Regions from separate parts of the Mus musculus genome. Here region 2 is linked to region 1. Evidence: chromatin contacts called from ENCODE Hi-C or POLR2A ChIA-PET data. All regions are on one chromosome and are shown on one strand. Each heading gives the region's core, a stretch centred on a gene start or an enhancer-like site at or near the end of the contact. The rest is flanking DNA. Distances are from core to core; before and after follow the strand shown.

What was found. A loop is a pair of places that touch in the nucleus more often than their neighbours do. ChIA-PET counts read pairs that join two places held with the same protein, here RNA polymerase II (POLR2A).
Region 2: a map of left cerebral cortex shows a loop between it and region 1 (7-fold over the local background). The contact joins the promoter of Lsg1 here to the promoter of Tmem44 in region 1. A Hi-C loop is called at or near these places in 1 of 37 maps with a recorded cell type or tissue (left cerebral cortex). POLR2A ChIA-PET finds 5 or more read pairs at or near these places in 3 of 5 experiments (Patski and embryonic stem cell).

Annotation. Positions count from the first base shown.
Region 1 is chr16:30,548,604-30,554,783 of GRCm38, forward strand. It overlaps Tmem44 (transmembrane protein 44), which reads right to left and starts at 1,975. Exons shown (of 11, transcript NM_001384248.1): 1 at 1,760-1,975. The coding sequence starts at 1,896.
Region 2 is chr16:30,582,800-30,589,791 of GRCm38, forward strand. It overlaps Lsg1 (large 60S subunit nuclear export GTPase 1), which reads right to left and starts at 4,790. Exons shown (of 14, transcript NM_178069.5): 1 at 4,639-4,790; 2 at 2,755-2,881. The coding sequence starts at 4,737.

The DNA of each region.
Region 1 (6,180 bases), core at 725-3,224:
GAACCTGGGTCATACAGTGGGCAGGGTCTCTCTGGCAATATCACCAGTGCTGTCACCACCACACTTGAGTTTCAGTAACCATGCTGGATTTTATAGAGAAATGGGCTGGGAGCGGCTTCGGCTTCATCCGCTCAGGCAGAGTGGTTGGCTCTGATTCCATAGATTAGGTTCTGAGCATCAGTCCCAAGGATCATAATTACAGAAAGAAGGTTGTTACCCAACACCTTAAACATCTCTGTGTCTGCCAGCCCCAAGCCTGAAGCTCAGGGTGTCACCCGTCAGCTATAAATCTAAGCTCTGGGTATTAAAACCAATGCAAGCTCGAGGAGTGAAGACTGGTCGGGTAAGAGATGTGGACCCAAATGAACAACGCTTTACTTCAACCTTTGCATTGGAGAGAGGAGACCCTGCAGCCTGGGGTGATGATGTGAGCCAGCGGCAGGCCTCTAGCTTCACCACTCAGGGCTTTACCCTATGCCCTGTGCTCTCAGGGGCCAGGACTCCCAGACTGACCTTAACCTAGCAACCTGCCCCCCAAGATCCATTCTCTGCAGAAAGACAGGGGGAGAGGGGTTCAGGAGTGATGGGGTACAGAGAGAACAGAGAGGCACATCTAGCCTCAGGCAGGGCAAAAGTCGGCCATTCTAAGCACACTAGTTCACTTCTGTAAGCCATGGTTTCCAGGGGTGAGCATGCCTACCTGTGTTGGCTGCATAGGATGGCTACGGAACAAAGGAGACCATGCATGCAGAGCCCTCTACCTCAGAGAGCTCAATCCCTGATGCCTACCTGAGTCACAGGCAGGATTATTATTCACTCAGGAAGCAGGCTCCTCATCCGATTGATAACAGCACCTGCCTTAGGGACAGGGGCAGGCGAGGAGCAAGAGGACGAAGAAATGTAACTCAGGCCCAGAGTGTCTGTCCTGGACTCCAGTCTCTAGGCAATGGACTGCTGACTCTCTGAACCACTACAGACAGTCTTGAGGGGGTTGTCCACCGAGCGCTAAGGTGAGCCAGTTGCAGGAGTCGGGATAGAGGGATGCTGTACACTCTCCCCCGCCTGGGTATACTTGGGTGGCACCACCCTGGAAACTGTCTCTGGGTTTCTGTGCGTGGGGACAGGGTGGCTGAAGACCTGGAGGCTATGCTCTCACAGAACCCAGGCTACAGGGATTGCCTGGCCAAACCACCGGGAGACAGACAAAAGCAAAAACTGTGGCCAGAGTCAGATAACCACTGCCTCACCTCTTGGCATAAAGAGCTTTGGATAAATTAAAAGTAGAAAACATCGAGGGACTTGCTAGGGTCCCTAAGGGTGGGTGGTAGAGCCAGAGCGGTAATGGTGTTTAATGAGCACGTATTAAGTCCTTTGCCTGCTATGCCTTATTTAATCCTCACATTCATTTTATGAGGCATATCCTCATTCACAGGAGACCCAAAGGCTTACACTTGCTCCCCTCACACCGCCAACAACCAGGAAAAGGCTGACAATAGAAGCTGTTCCAAGCCCGCATCCACTGCACCACCCAGCCTCCTGCTGCCGGCTCGCAGCCCAGCTTCCCCGGTGCGCGGAGTCCAGAAAGGACTCCACTTCAGTCCACATAGCAATGTCAGATCCGAACTCGGACTTGAGCTACCTGCAGGACGCCCCCTGTACGCCCCTTCCCCCTAGGCTTCCTAGAGGAGCCGAGGCGAGTGACGCCCAGTCGCCCCCGCGGGTGGCCCGCCACCCCTCGCGCGGGTCCCGTCCCCATTACAGCGTGTGGGCAGCGATCCAGCAGCAGGCGGCGCAGATCCACAGGCCGAAGGAGATGCAGACGCGGCGGCGGGCGAAGCAGCGCTCCAGGTAGTCCCAGTTCAAGAGCGGGGGCGCGGCGCTAGCCCCCTCCTCCATGGCACGGCCGAGCCTCCGCCGACCCCGGGGAAAGTTCCCGGACCGCGCGGCTCCCCAGCCTCGCCTATTGTGGGGCTCTGCGGGGTGCAGGCTGCCCCCTAGCGGTAGAGCCGCGCGCGGCCGCTGCACAAAGGAGGGCCCCGCCAGCACCCAGTCCCTTTGCGGGTTCGCCCGGTTCCAAAGCCAGACAATACTCTGGCGCGGACCAGCGCTAGTGGGGGGATGGAGGGAACCCCGAGGAGCGTTGTCCCTGGTTGAAAAGATGCAGCACAAAAGTGTGGGGTGGGGGACGGATGGGGTACACATCGCCTCTGCTTCCTCCTTCCCCTCTGCTGAAGCTGTCAAGGGCACGCCTTGCGCCACCCCGGCCAGAAAGGGGTTAAACTTGAAATGTGCCGCTCCCATCCAACCACGGTGCCGCACAATTCAGGTACATGGATGGTTTTTCGCTAAAGGAAACCATTAGAATATTTTCAAATTGTCTTCGATTTCAGTAAGTTTGCTTAGAGCACAGCTTGACGGTGGCTTCACTGTTTATTTACTTTTGAGGCAGGGTTTTGCCACGTGGTCCAGGCTAACCTGGAGTTCACTGTGTAGCCCTGGTGGGCCGCCAACTCAAAGACTCTTCCCGCTTCAGCCTCCCAGGTACTGGGACTGTGCAACAGCCATCCACCTTGATGTCTACTGCAAAGAAAACGCTGTGGTCTAAATGATCACACGCACTCCAATTCCATATATTTAAACTTAGCCACAAAGCCAGGAGTGGTGGTGCACACTTTTAATCCTGGCACTGGGAGGCAGAGGCAAGAGGATCTCTAGGTTCAAGGCCAGCCTGGTCTACAGAGTGAGTTCTAGGACGGCCAAGGCTACACAGAGAAACCCTGGCTACTCGGGGGTGGAGTGGGGTGGGGTGGGGTGGGGAGGGGTAGGGTGGGTGTGTAAGGGAGAAACATAACCACCAACTTGGTAGTATCACGAGGGGCGAAAGTGTTTGCTGCCAAGCCTGAAGACCTGGGTTCAATCTAATCTTCCATCTAATGGAAGAGAGGAAATAACTGACCACACATATTGTCTGAACTCCACACTTGAATGCACACATACAAACACACACAGGCATGCACACACACAGACACACATAGGCACATATGTGCAGCTGTCAGTGCATGACGGTGTAGCCATATCTACTACATCCCCTCTGCCGTCACGGACTGGAATTCACCCTCTGCTCCCTGGAGCTGGGACTTGGAGCAGAGAACTGAACCTATCTTTAAAATGTTCCTACTTGCCTGGCAGTGGTGGCACATGCCTTTAATCCCAGCACTTGGGAGGCAGAGGCAGGCGGATTTCTGAGTTCGAGGCCAGCCTGGTCTACAGAGTGAGTTCCAGGACAGCCAGAGCTACACAGAGAAACCTGTCTTGAAAAACAAAAACAAAAACAAAAAAGTTCCTACTTAAAATCCAGACAATGGCACCTCCCTTTGTCCTCCTGTGACACTAGAAACCCTGAAGTTCAAGCAGTGACACAAACCACCAATGGAAGTTAATCTTATTGTCATCCTAAGGAAGTCGGGCTCTAAGACAGGGAAGAAAACTCAGCTGATGTGATGGGAGGAAGACCATGGCTCAGCTTCTTGTTCCCTCCCTCCCTCCCTCCCTCCCTCCCTCCCTCCCTCCCTCCCTGCCTCCCTCCCTCCTTCCCTCCCTCTTGGGCTGTCTCTCTTTCTCCTATGTGCTCATCTCTCTCTCCCTCCCTCCCCTGCCCCCTCTGTGGGTGTGTCACTATGTGACCCAGGCAAACCTGGAACTCCCTATATAAGTCAAGCTAGCCTTGAGCTCAGAGTTCTGCCTGTCTCTGCCTCCAATGCTAAGATTAAAGATGTGTGCCACGTTTGCCAGGCAGCGATGGCACATTCCTTTAATCCCAGCACTCTGGACGCAGGGGCAGGTGGATCTTTGAGTTCCAGGTCAGCCTGGTCTACATTGCAAGTTTTAGGACAGTCAGGGCTACACAAAGAACCCTGTCTCAAAAAACAAAACAAGAAAGCCCCAAACATACAAACACTCAAAAGATGTCCTCCACCACACCCCAGCTTACTTTTAGCTTGCTTTTTTGAGGCAAGGTGTTACTATGTAGCCCAGGCTGGGCTGGCTCTTGCATGTGGTAGGACTCTGAGTGGGTTTGTAACTGCTGCTGATCTAGCTCTTTGTTGCACAGGCTTTCCGTTTCTTCCTGATTCAATCTTAGCAGGTTGCATTGTCTAGCTTGTCTTATCCATCTCTATTCTTTAGACTCACGTGCTCAGCTGGCTACTTGCTGCTTCCGCTTGTGTCTAACTGAACTGGTCAAAAGCCAAACTCCAGTTTTCCCTCCCTAAATTCCAGCATTTGGTGTCAGTCGAGGGTAAAAACTGTCACCTGCAGCCAGGAGACTGTCAGACTCCAGAGCCACAGACAGCCGGAGGAGAGCACCTCTGAATGCTTGGACCAACAGTAGTATTCTACCATCGTCCCCTGCCTGGAAGCTCCCCCAGTTTCCTTTTCCAGGCCACTGAGAGCCCAGCAGCTTAGCCCCTGCCTTTTGGCCGTGGTCCAGACTCTGCTGAAAAGAAAACCTAGCAAGAGCCCTGAAGTGCTTGTCCTCCTGGGCAGTGGGCCACCAGGCTTCTCCCAGGCATTTCCTGCTGGCAGTGGTGGTGCGGCCTCAGGCATTGTCCTGCTAAGAAGGAAGGGCTGAGCCCGGGGCCTCCTGCCTGAGCTTCCCTTTTGGTGAGGGCCCAGTGTGGTGGCACCAGGGTTCCGACAGCCTCTCACGAAGTACAGCCAGGGAGAGGAAGGGCTGTGGTGGCAAACAGCCTTCGGTGAACAATCCCAGGGTAGAAACAACACACCCCACAGGGGTCTGTTCGCTGCTGGAGAGAACCTGGCTCAGAGAGAAACCTTTGGAAGTGATACATTTCCAGTCTTTTGTTCTGTTGCCTTTTTTCAGATACACAGATTTGAACTTGTGATCTTCCTGCTTCAGTCTCCTAAATGCTGTGATTTCAGATGTGCACACCAGCATGCCAGGGTTTCTGGTATAACTCTCTACTTTTAAAGATTGCTTCCAAGTTCTTCTGGTAGTTTATTTTATCCTTTTACATCCCCCTCCCTTCTCCCCCCACCCCCAACTTGAAATTGCTATCATGACATTTCAACTCAGGCTCAGCAGTGTGTGTCTCCAAGGACACCTCCTTTCTCCCCCATTTTTTGAATATTCTATGAGTTCAAGACTCCTCTTTTAAAAGTTCAGTGCAAGCACCTATAGTTCCAGCATGTGAGAGGTTAAGGCAAGAGGATCACCACAAGTGTAGGGCCATCCTGGGCGGAGTCCTGCTCAGCCAGTGAGGGAAAGAAGGTCGTGGTTCCCACCCCTGGAACAGAGCCGTCAGGGAATGGGCCTCTAAGAGTGTTGGTGGTGGCTGTGAGTATGAGGCTTGTTTGTATAATAATGTACATATTTTCATGTTCATCCTTTTGCTTTTTTTTTTTTGTTGTTGTTTTTTTTTTTTGTTTTTTTTGGTTTTTTGGTTTTTCGAGACAGGGTTTCTCTGTATAGCCCTGGCTGTCCTGGAACTCACTCTGTAGACCAGGCCTCGAACTCAGAAATCTGCCTGCCTCTGCCTCCCAAGTGCTGGGATTAAAGGCAAGCGCCACCACACTGGGCTCTCATGTTCCTCCTTTGAGGAATGTCCCCTATGTCAAGGTTAACGACTCCATGATAATCAGAGACAGCATGAGTCTGGGAGGTGAGGTGTGTCTAATGTCTCAGCAAAATGGCAGAATGCTAATGAAAGACCTTAGTGGGGAGACCCCCACTCACAAGTCCTGAGATGGCATGCACACCCAAGGAGACCGTCTTGATGTAAACACATGAGGTAGTTTAATGACGAAGCTCTGGGCCGACACATATCTCACGCAGGAGACAGAGGAGCTGACTACGAGGCTCAGAAGCTAGGGGTTTATATATAAAAAAGTTGGGGGCAGGGGAAGAATTGGCGTGGTTATACACAATTGGACAGTTTAAACATCAGCAAATTGTACGTGCAGAGCGAGGTAATAGCAGTTCTGAGGGGCAGGTGTTTAACTTGGTTGAGATAGTCTGTATGTCTCTGTATGTCTCTATCTTTTTTTTTAAATATTCTTTTTTTAAAATTTATTTATTATATGTGAGTTGTAGCTGTCTTCAGACACTCCAGAAGAGGGAGTCAGATCTCATTACGGATGGCTGTGAGCCACCATGTGGTT
Region 2 (6,992 bases), core at 3,540-6,039, 37 kb after region 1:
GATCCCAGCACTTGGGAACAGAGGCAGGAGGGTCAGGAGTTCAGGACCTGTGGTGACAAATCTGGAATTTTGGGGTTTTTTTTGGAGACAGGGTTTCCTTGTATAGCCCTGGCTGACAAACTCAGAAATCCATCTGCCTCTGCCTCCCAAGTGCTGGGATTAAAGATTAAAGGCGTGCACACCCACTGCCTGGCTTTTGGTTTCTTTTTAAAAAGGTAGAAATAAGATATGTTTTCGTTTTAATCCCAGGTGGAGGGATTTGGAGCCCCGCAGCTGACTATGATCTGCCTCGTGCTCTAGCAGATGTGACTTTTGCCAGCTGCAGTTTCTGTGATTGTGTGATGTTTGGAATTCTGGGAATTTTTCAAAGGGTATATAAATGCTAGAGCCCTGATAGGTCGGATTGATGGCTGTTGGTCATTCAGAGGGATTGGTTGTGGTTTGTTAGTAATTGTGCTCATAGAAGAGATAAGAAAAAATTAGATTCAGATTTCTCTCCCCTTTCTCTCTTATTTAGTGGTGGGTGGTGAAAGAGGGCTGGGGGGGGGGGGGGATAAAGGGTGGGAAAATGAGGAACCCACGAAGTAGCTAAGACTGGCTAATGTGACCTCACTAGTATATATAATTGAAAAGGTGGAGCCTGTAGAAGCAGAGAATGAATGTGTTAGAGGAAGAAATAGGATGAAGGCCAATAGGAGTACAAGGTTTCAATGAGGCTTGAGAAGGAGTTCTAGACAGCTAATGACCAACATGGTGACCTTACCAAGGAATGCTGGACGTCCACTTGAAATTTACCAAGAGAGTGGACTGTGAATAATCTTACTACACACAAAAGAACCATGTGCAGTGATGGGCCGATCAGTCAGCTTGAAAGTCACTTCCAGTATACTGTGTGTATATATTAAAGTAGACTGTCTACTGTAACTTCATAGAGGTGGGTAGCATGACTACCCCCCCAAACCAAAAATTCCTAAGTCAAAACACTTCCCCCAAACAAAACCTACCAGAAAATGAAATCTGAAACTATGTCATTACTTGCCTAAAAACCTGTAGCGAACCTTTAATCTCCTACCCCTTGAAAGACAAGGCCTTGCCCTTTGGCTAGTGCCTTCTGTCAGGGCAGATCGATAGCTTTCCTGCTCCCCTGAAGACACCGCGGCCTGAAGGCATCCCAGGAGCTCCACTGCATACAGGGCAACTGGGACCTATCATGCCTGCCCTCCGAAAGGCCCAATAAGCAGCTGAAAGAGTCAGATGCAGATATTTACACCCAATCAATGAACAAAAGCTACTGACCCCTGTGGATGAGTTAGGGAAAAGCTGGAAGAAGCTGAGGTGGGCGACCCTATAGGAAGACCAGGAGTCTCAGTTAACCTGGACCCCCGGAATCTCTCAGACACTGAGCCACCAACCAGGAAGCATACACCAGCTGATATGAGGCCCCCAACACATATACAGCAGAGGACTGCTGGGTCTGGACTCAGTCAGAGAAGATGCACCTAACCCTTGAGAGACTTGGGACCCCAAGTAGGGAGGTTTGGTGGGGTGGAGGTGTGGAGACATCCTCTTGGAGGTGTATGTGTGTGTGTGTGTGTGTGGTGAGGGGAGATGTGGGATGTGGAACAGTCAGAGGGTGGACCGGGAGGAAAATAAAGTCTGGAGTGTAAAAAAATAAAAATAAAAAAGACAAGGCCTCACTTGTAGACCAGGCTAGTTTCAAATTCCCTGACATTCACCCACCTCTGCCTTCTGCACTGAGGTGAAAGGCATGGGCCACCATACTTAGCCTTCCCTTTTCTCCTCCTGGGAATATGGCCCTTGCCCATCCCTCAGTGTCTGTGCTCATTACAGCCTGTCCAACTAAACTGCACCAGCACAACCAAACTTGTGACAATTTTCTGAACAAAGAAGGCTGCCATTTCACATTGTGTCTGGATGTCTCTGCCTGCCTGTGTGTCTTTTTTGTGTGGAGAGAGGGCTTTGCAACTTAGCCTAAGCTGGGGATTATTTGTAGCCCAGGCTAGCCTCAAACTATGGCAGGTGCTGCACAGGTGCTGGGATCATAAGTGTGCGCCACTATGAACAGCTGTCTCTGTCCAATCACCTACTCATCACCCAATCTTGTCATACAGAAACTACTATGAGCCTGCTTAGGTCCACTGTTTCTTAGACTTCCTTCAAAACATGTAAGAGAATATTTTAAAAATTAATAAAATGCATCTTTGAACATTCTATGAGTAGCCAGCACAATGTATGAGAGTAACTGGTTCTAAATAAAAGTATTTGGAACAAATGAATGAATGACTTTCTAAGCATGACATTTATACTAGTAAGAGAAATAACATACCAGCATCTGTCAGCATCTGAGTTCTTAGAACACACTTACAACAGTGACTAAACACAAAGTGCCAGACAGCAGCAAGGATGTTTTGAACTCAATGATGAAATACAACCTTTGTTCTGTGTTTAAGCCAGGGTCTCACTATGTAACCTTGGCTGGCCTGGAATGGATGTAGACCAGGCTGGCCTGGAATTCATAGAGGATCCATCTGCTTCCGCTTCCACAGTGCTGGGATTAAAGGCATGTACCACCATGCCTGACATCTGAAGCGTTCTTTAGAGCTGAATTTAAAAACCAGTGTGGTCTTTGCCTTACACTCATGGAACTTTCCCATACTGCTTTTTGGATTCATATGAAGTAGGCAAGACGGCAGTGTGACCAGTGTCACAGGCACTAGGTAATAAACAACTCACCAGCCACAAACTCGGTCCCTGCAAGTTCTGCAGTTGCAAGAAAGTCCTCCAGGGAGCTCTGCTCTGTCACAGACTGAAGATTCAGACGACCCCAGTCATAGCCATCATTGAGTTCACTTGTATGCAGCTGTGAATAAACCCAGAGTGAAGAGTGAGGCAGCTCTCTTGTGGAAGCTCTTCGCATCCACACAGCTCTACCGTTGCTTGTACTGGCCTATGTTCTCAAAGTGGCTGGACTCTTCTAGAATGTACACAGGCAATACCTAATCCTAGCTAAGATGGGGGCACAGCTCAGCAGAACACTTGCCCGTTGCTGTCAACAGTGTCGATATCCAACAACGCAAAAAAACAAGATCAAATATTTAAATGAACAGTTTCTTACCTCAGCAAGGGCACGCCCCCTTTATTGAAGCGAATTTTATTGTGTCCTCATTTTACTATCAAGGAAACTGAGGTTTAAATAGGTAAAATAATTTACCTATTGTTCCAAACTAAGTACTGATGAAGAACTAGAACCCAGACTGTCTTGACTCGGCTGGCCAATTAAAAATATTTCATAGGGATCTATGAGAGAGAATATTTTAAAGCCAAGTGTGGTGGTGCATGCTGTCATCAAAGGAGCAGGAGTCTCAGAGACCACAAGTTTAAGGGCCATCGTGAACTGTGTAGAGATCTGTTTCCCCACTCCCCTTAGTCTCCTCTGCCCCAAATCCCAAGGGCTGGGAGACTGACTTGCCTGGAATGACCATTAAAAAAAGAGCTACCTGCTAATTGATTTCTCATACAACCCTGAGTTTGGACAGGCGGTGGTGGCGCACGCCTTTAATCCCAGCACTTGGGAGGCAGAGTCAGGCGGACTTCTGAGTTCGAGGCCAGCCTGGTCTACAGAGTGAGTTCTAGGACAGCCAGGGCTACACAGAGAAACCCTGTCTTGCAAAAAAAAACAAAACAAAACAAAAAACAAACAAAAAAACCCAAAAAACCAAAACAACCCTGAGTTTGATATATACCATCCCAAGTTATATGCTTACTACAGATACAAACATAGTTTTTTTTTTTTTAAACGAAATTAAGGATTAAAAGCTTAGGATTAACAAATATCAGGATATGAGTTAGAATTTCTTTAGATTAAAATTAAACCTCTCCACTATTTCCCGAAGGCCAGTACATTGAGAGTAGTATCAAAAGTCCAGACTTGAACACTGAGAAAGAAGCATGTGTGTCTTCCTCAGAGTTTGGAAATGGGACGATGTAACGGACACGCACCAGGGACAACTTCAGCACAGGATTTTAGTGAGGACTCGGAATGTCCTCAAATACTCTGCTGGGATTAATTTCTATACTTCATTTACTTTTTAAGGCTACCACGATCTTCCCTAAGCTTCTAGAGACAATGTCAATTTCTTACGATAAACCCCAAGGGGGCAAAACAAGGCAAAGCAGAGATCGCCTCTAACGGAACCATCTCTAGAGGATCGATTCTCTGGGCAACTAAAATCGGAAAGTTTAAAAGATCCAAGCATGGTGGCCACGGCTTGTAAACCCAGAACTCTCCAGGCACAGGCACGAGGAAGGCAGTCCTGAGCCAAACTTGGCTGCATACGGAGACTTTGTTTCAAAATTTTACGATAACAAGTTATCTTCTTTATAGAAATATCCAAGAGCGCCCGTGGCTTCTAGAGCATAACTCAAACACAGTGAAACATTCCAACACGATGGGTTCTTCCCATTTTCATTACACACTAGTCCTGTATCAAGCCTCTCTGCGCCCTGCTGGGGTCTGCTTCCAAACCCTGTTCAGGCGCGACTTCTGGCTCCAACTTTTGTAGCATGGAGGCACTCAGAACAAGACAGAAAGACTATGGAGAGCACAGATTTCCTTACCCAGGAGTCAGTATGACGGTGGCTGCGGCTTCGCTGAGTCTGCTGCCGGATAAGTACTCGGCCCAGGGACCCACCACCCGGCGCTCGTCTCCGACCCATAACCACGCATCAACAGCACAAACCACTGCTCAGCACGCGAGGCTTCCGGTTTCTCCGGCTGTGAACCCGGAAGTGATGTAAGAGCGAGCCTAAGTTGTCCAGTCCGGAAGTGTAACAGCGGGGTATTGAATGACTTGTTTCAGAATGATTTTGGTAGATCCCAAGTTTGACAATATTATAGAGAAGAAATGTAAAATTTTTTTCTCGGTGATTCCTTATGGCTACTCCTACGACTGTTTCCATTTTGATACACTGACCGATTTAAGAGAATGGTACATTCCAGACTTGTACTCCACTGTTTAAAGTCCGGCGGGAAATTGGGACAACTGGAAAATATGTCCGCTCAAGTTCACGGGACTAACTCCATCTTCCCCGCGGCTTCCGTCAGGAAGAGGAGGGGACTCCGGTGAAAGAAGAGTGCTTCTGTGGCTCTAGGTGGCAGAAGGTTCCCGATGCTGGTTTTTCTGCTCAGCAATTAAATCGATTTTTGTTTTCCTAGTATTCACTAGTTGCGGAGCAGGGAGAAAAATTCACACATGGGTGAGAGTTTAGAATGGGCAGTTAAAAAGCATTTTCAGAACTAGAAAGTGAAAGCCGGCGGCGTTGCGCTTCTGCTTTCTGGAGCAGAAAAAAAAAAGTTCACATGTTCCAGTGAGCATTGTATCAACATTTTTTATAATTAAAGTTAAAGCGAAAATAGTGATCTGGCTCCACTAATAGATATTCAATGCCCCAAACCAATCATCGGCTTTCCTCGTAATGTGTATATATAAAAAGTCAATTTAAGCCAGGCGTGGTGACACACACCTTTAATCCTAGCACTTGGGATACTGGATGGCAGATCTCCACAAAGAGAGCTCCAGGACAGTCAGGGCTACACAGTGAGACCCTTTCTAAAAAAGAAAAAAGAAATCAGTTTATAATCGACTGTGTTGAATAACATCCTCATTGGGGAGACCACGGTAACATGCTGCTTAGCCATGGAAGTAGTTTTCACCGGCTATAGATCAAAGACATGCTATGAGTTAGGAGTCTTGTTACACTTCCATTATTATTGAGAGTACTCGGTCATTGTTGCTAACTTGTTTGATTAATCTATGTATAATAAAATATTATAACTAAGTGGCACATAAACATGTATATATACACATATATGTGTATCTATGTATACGCACGCGCACACACACACATGCATGCCCACAATATTTTTACTTGTCAGTTAAAATAATTACGAAAAACATCAGGAAGGCACCTAGTCTGTTAACTTTTCTAACTTTAATGTGTACAGAAATTTCCCAGGAATAACCTTAACAGAATGACTGATTCATAAGTTCTGGGTGCTGTGTGTGTGTGTGTGTGTAACACGTTTCCAGGTAACAAGTAACAAGAGCAGCCCAGCCCGTTCTTTTCTGGTGCCGATGAAGACGCTGCAGTGGACTAGTTAGCAGCCAGCAGAACTGGGACCACACCGCTCACCCATTTCTGACTCTTTGCCCACTTCCTTTTTGTGTGCCATACCTCCACTAGACTCTTGCTTAATTGGAGTGAATTTTGTGGAGCTCCCAAAGGAATGACAAAGTCGGTGGCAGTTGGAAAGTCTTTGGGACGGCAGTGCTCACAAACCAGAGAAGGAATGGACGAGAACATGAATTCTCTGTTTCCCAGCATAGAAGCACGACTGTAAAATCTCTGAACACACTCTCCAGGAGGAAGATAGAGAGAAGATACACAAATAGAATTAGAGACAGCATCTGTTTTTGTTTTTTTTTTTTTATGCAAGAGCAAGAGAAATTTTATTTAATCCAGCATGCAGGGGTCACCCTGCATATAGGGAGAGAGCGACCGCATCTGGCACTGTTAAAGTTAACCCTAACTCAAGGAAATGAAGAGGGTTATGCATTTTAATAATGGCAACACTAATAGAGAGTTTAGAGAAAATGGCCATCTCATTACTAGAGTAACCATTCAACCAGTAACTCAAGGCTTCACCTTAGTTTCCTTTTCCAGAGCATTTGAAAAAGGAAACCCTCTTGGCTGGTTGGTTAGTTAGTTAGTTTGTTTAAGACAGACTCATATCCCTCGTCCCATACGGTTTCTCTGTGTAGTCCTAGCTGTTCTGGAATTCACTCTGTAGACCAGGTTTGCCTAACTCAGAGAAATCTGCCTGCCTCTGCTCCTCAGATGCTGGGACTAAAGGTATGCACCACCAGCTCTGTGCTCAAAATGAAAATTTAATCAAAATTTTTTTGGGAGTG